Linked DNA regions of Homo sapiens: region 2 is linked to region 1. The links are chromatin loops, found by intact Hi-C in ENCODE. Cell type or tissue: left lung. All regions are shown on one strand.

What was found. Peaks named below come from ENCODE experiments on the same cell type or tissue, not always from the same donor. Only the 100,000 strongest peaks of a DNase experiment are listed, where the experiment ranks them.
Region 2: it touches region 1 in a loop (2.6-fold over the local background); 13 of 110 quality-filtered maps call a loop at or near these places.

Annotation. Positions count from the first base shown.
Region 1 is chr17:48,993,673-48,996,172 of GRCh38, forward strand. No RefSeq gene overlaps it. Among named protein-coding and RNA genes, the nearest start is that of IGF2BP1, 2.5 kb to the right of the region's middle. In left lung, no CTCF peak of the experiment used is centred here; no DNase peak of the experiment used is centred here; H3K27me3 peaks cover 2,500 bases.
Region 2 is chr17:48,717,850-48,720,349 of GRCh38, forward strand. It overlaps a transcript of PRAC2 not described here. Among named protein-coding and RNA genes, the nearest start is that of PRAC1, 3.4 kb to the right of the region's middle. In left lung, no CTCF peak of the experiment used is centred here; a DNase peak (open chromatin) is centred at 1,207; H3K27me3 peaks cover 2,500 bases.

The DNA of each region.
Region 1 (2,500 bases):
GTGTTTCTGAATTCAGATAATTAAATTCCATAACTAGACCAAACTGTTCTCCAGGAAAAAATAAAGAAGAGGAGGAAGAGGAGGAGAACAAGAAGAGGAAGAGGTATAACAGTATTAATATTACTATGTAGAATATACAATATATATTATATACGATATGTATTATAAAGGATAATTATTAAAGAAAAAACCATTTAATCCTGTAGCTATATTTTTAACTCTTACACAAGTGTAACTCTGCACTAAAGATTTATCTGTCCCAAAGAAGCAATGTAGAAAAAAAATTGAAAATAAATACAATATTTGATAGTAATCTTTAATGTTAACAAAAACAAAGAAAAGAAAGATGAAAAGTTATGGTACCTCAAGTCTGCCCATTTTTATCCCTAACCTAGGAATGTCAGTCTAGATAAGAAATAACCCTTAATGTGAGTGCTGGGCTCATTCAAAAGGGAGAGATGAAACACCAATCAATGTGATTTAGTTCCCCCAACCCCAGCCTAAAATAGCCAGGTCACTAAGGCAAAACTGATTTGGGGGCTAAAAAGATCTGTATCTCACCCCTGTTGTCTCCTCTCTTGTATTCTTGCAGCCTTTGCAGCTTCTGACTATACACACATAAGCCTTTTTTTGGGGGGTGGAGAGGATTAGAATTCAGTAAAACAGCTGATTTTTTAAAAAGAACTAATCAGTTTCAATTTAGCAATTATTGGTAATTTTTAATTAAATATTTAAAAGGATTTAAAAATAGCAGATTGTTCAAGTGAAATTTATATATTCTCTTCTAACGTTATCTTAAATACATTAAAACTGATTTCAGCTAACATTTAGTTAGTATATTTTTACATGGAAAAAAATCAACCTGAAAGTGAACTGAATTCACTGATTATTTTTAAAAATGTTGTTTCCCATTGACTCTAGGATAGTAAAAAGTGGACTGCATTTTATAGGAGTTTAGAGGTCTGGATGGAGATTTTTATGGGGTGTAACTTGCTTTTGTTTTAGGCATACAGAGGCAGAGTAGTGGATATGTCCCCCAGGGAGACAATCTGAGAAGTGCTTTTATTAGCACCTAAAGATTCAAATTAAATGAAAGAAACAGCACTTAAAGTTTCTGGGAACTGGGATGATCTGCCTAGTTGCCCTCCTCCTTGTTCCCCAATATAACAGAAAAGATTTAAGGAGATTGGGGCTCCTCTTTAGGAAAAGGCCAAGAAATACAACAGCCTTTTTGAGACCATCTTTTAGCCCTTTCAAAAGTCTACACACATCACCAAGAAAAGTTCCCGGGCAACAGAGCCACACGTTCTGGCCAAGATAATTTTTTCCCCCCTGGACTCTAATTTTCATCAATTCTCTTTGCTGTGCTGTTTGTATTAGCTTGTTTTTCATTTAAAAAAATGTTTATTGAGTGCCTACTATGTGGCATGCCTGTTTCCTACTCATTGGTTTGTTTAAAAATAATGCTTGTGACCAACAGCTAAGTATTAAGAGTCAGATAAGGGGGGAGGGTCGGAGGTGTGTGTGTGGGGGTGAGACACAGATGTCTCCCACCTTCTTGGACAGAAAATATTCTCTTTCTACTCAACAACAAATAGCTCCTAGTACTTTAATTCTTGTTGTTCCATGGGAAAAAAAAATCACAAAAACAAAAATCCGACAAACACGTGGCTGGGTAGAACAAAACGCTCATTGGGGAGGGTGGGCTCTAAGGTGGTGGAGGATATAGAGAAACCGAGTTGGAAGCCCTCCCCCGCCCCTAAGTCCCAGCCCCATTTCTTTTCAGCGCGCCGGGAAAACGGGGAGGGGGACAAAGGTGCTGCGTGCTGTCTTTCAACTCCCGACTTTTTGAATGGCATACAATCGTCCGGCCGCAGAGCGGTGAGCCAAAGTCGGAGTCAGCTCAGACTCTGCAAACGAAAAATAATAACAATAAAAAAAATTCAAGGCATTCATATCGGTGTAGTCAACACGTGTTGCGGAGTCGGCCCGGGCCGCAGGCGACTGAGACAATGGGGTCGGGGACTGGGGAAGGGGAGTGACCCCCTTCCTCACCTGCCCTCCCAGCACGCGTGCCCCCGCTAGAATTATCCTCCCTCCCACAGAGTCCGGAGTAACACCCCAGTTTTCGCCCTGTTCAAGGGGATTCCAGAATTTCTGGGGGTCGACCCCTCCTTTTTCCCCGTTCCCTGGGCGAGGGGGTTCCAGGGTCTCCGGGCCGCGCTCTCGGCCACCCCTGGCGCCATCCCAGCCTCCGCCGCTAGAAACTCGTTGGCCTCGCTCGCCGCTCCGCCGTGGAGCCGGGGCTTGCCCGTGGACCGCGCGTCCCGCTCTCCGCCGCGTATCCGGGACTCCGAAACGCGCGGCGAGCAGCCCCCTCCCCCACCGCCCAGACGGGGTGCGACCGCCCACGTGTCGCCCCTTGCCCAGTCGGGTCCTTCCCTCGGGCTCCGGGAGCCGGAGGATCCGGAATGAGTTGGTCAAAGCCGAGGGAAGGGAC
Region 2 (2,500 bases), 280 kb before region 1:
AATCTAAAAATAGCACTTAGAAGACTGCAATAACTTGAGGAATTGCTTAGGACACAGAAAATGTACAGTATGTTTTCAAACCAAATTAGGTTGTGTATAACTAGGTTGAGGGGAAGGGGAACAAAAAGTAACTATTAACAGTGGTTAAAAATTATAAAACATACACGTTGAAACAATTTTTTTAATTTAAAAGGGGCTGTTTATAAAAAAGTTTTAAAAGTAGCTCTGTGTTTTAAGACCCGTGTTCTACTTGCTGCGATCGGGATAGTTTTTTTTTCCACTTTGAGGCTCTTTTTTTTTTTTTTTAAGGGGCAGGAACATCATTTTGCATCAGGCCCTGTAAAAAAAAAAAGGGGGGGGGGGTGGGTAGGAACCAGGATGTTGGGGAAAATTATTTCAATGTGTTGAGTCTGAAGCTTTTTGGAAAGCAATGTAGATGTGATCTCGTTTGCTCTGAATCGAATTCCACAGAAACCGCTGTGCCGAATACTGCAAATCCTTAACTTTCATAAACGCCGGCACCGAACTCAACGCAAAACTACCCAAGTGCCAAAGACCATTTCTGGGAAGCTCATTCCATGAGACCTTCGCATTTTTCCAAATCAAAGGCTTCCCTTCGGATCTAATTATTTCTCCTCTACAGGGCTGCGGGAGGGGGAGGGGATGTGAGACTAGGGCAACAGATTAAGATTGAAAGTCCTTTCTCGCAGCTTCATTTTCGCCCCCACACTGTCCCAAATGCTTAGAACCCTCCTCGTCAGAATGGGAACGGTGCCCCCGCTTGTCCTAAAAGACACAGACCAGGTCCGTGAACTTGACCCAGGCGCCCACGCCTCTTTTCCCCGAAGGTCAGACAAAGGCAGAAGGGTTGGCTGGATTCTTTCCCGGGCCGCGAAGGCCTGGGGATCGCAAGTTGAGGAGGAGAAGACCGCAAACCCCTTTGGTTCAAGCAAGCTCTGCGGCAGGTAAAAGGCAAATTGGTGGGGACGGGTAGGACAGGGAGAGCATTATCTGGCTAACTCCCGCAGGCCTCTTCCGATTTGTCGGCGGGGACCTGACTCCCTGCGGTGTCTCTGGCCCCAAATACGGAGGCCAGGAGCTTTTCGTTGTCTCGCCCGATTTGGTATCTTATTAGCCGGTGTCGCTGAGCCGCGGGGGACTCCCGGCTGGAAAGGAAGCCCTGCGCTCGAAGCGCCCCACGCCAGACGGAGTGGCCCCTGCGCCTCCCCGCGCGCCGGCGCGCCCTGTTCACCTTCGACTGGATGTTACCGAGCCAGGGAGAGACCCGGAGATCGAGTGTTTGATCTTCCCTTGCTCCAGGATCCTGAATTCTTTAAACACACTCGCACGCGCTCGCACACAAACACACACACACACACACACACACACACACACGCACACGCAGCACTACTACCGTCTGAGCAGGCCGCTCCTCGCAGCCTCCGCAGTCGGCGGGTCGCCTGGAAAGACGCGCCGGTTTCCCGGGTCGGATGGCTCTCCAGGCCGCTATTTCCTCCGCCACCGAGTAGGGAGACGCCCCATTTGCGAAGTTTAAGTTTCCAGGTCCTGGGAAGGCAGCTGGGAAACCCGCGGGGCTCGGCAGCCGCCCTGGTAGCAGCCAGGGATCGGATAGCGCGGCGGGCGACAGCCCCCCGGATAACCCCGCCGAGGGAGGGGCGCTTGTAAAACCGAGCGGCGACGGCCTCGTTACGACCGACTCGAACATTCTCTAATAAATCATCGGCCTTAGCTAGTATTCGTTTGTGTACGCATCTGTTTATCCTGATTATTAAAATAAATTAAGGATTAGACTGCCTAGAATAAGGTAAACGAACATGAAATGCCAAGGAGGAAAACAGAAAAAGTTACACCATGTCGATCCCGACCAAAACATTGGCCTGACTTGCCGGATGGCCTCAAGAATCCGGCTTTTAGCTGCAGGCCCGGCGGGTGTTCCCCGGAAGGCAAGGATTGGAAGCTCTTTGATAAAGCCGCGCGAGGCCCGGTTTCTCGCGTTTCGGGTCGCTCCACAGCCCCCTCCGCCCTTCCCCTCCACCCCTCCGCGTCTCGGCCTGGCTCCGGAGGGGTGAAGGAATGTTTATAGCCTGACTCAAGTTCAATGACAAAAACCTGCCTGGAATGGGAGGTGCGGCGAGCTTCAGCCATCAACATGACAAAGGCTGGACGCAGGTCTCGGGCGGGGGCGACGGGCTGGGCCCACCTAGAGATGGGGAGCTGAGGGCCCACAGGATGGGTACGGACCCCGCAGACCAAGAGCTGCCTCTCTGCCCTCAGCCTGGGGTCTGCGGAGTTTGGCGAGTAGTGCGGGTGTGTGCCCGCCTGGATGAGGGTAAGGCGATCAGCCTCTGAGTGGGCAAGGGGACGTCTGATTACTGCCCAGGCTTCGCCTGGGGGTCCAGGACCCTGTGAGATGCCCCTGCTCTCTGCCTGGCCAGCTCTAGCTCACCCGGAGTAAGGATCCGCACCGTCCTTCTATCCA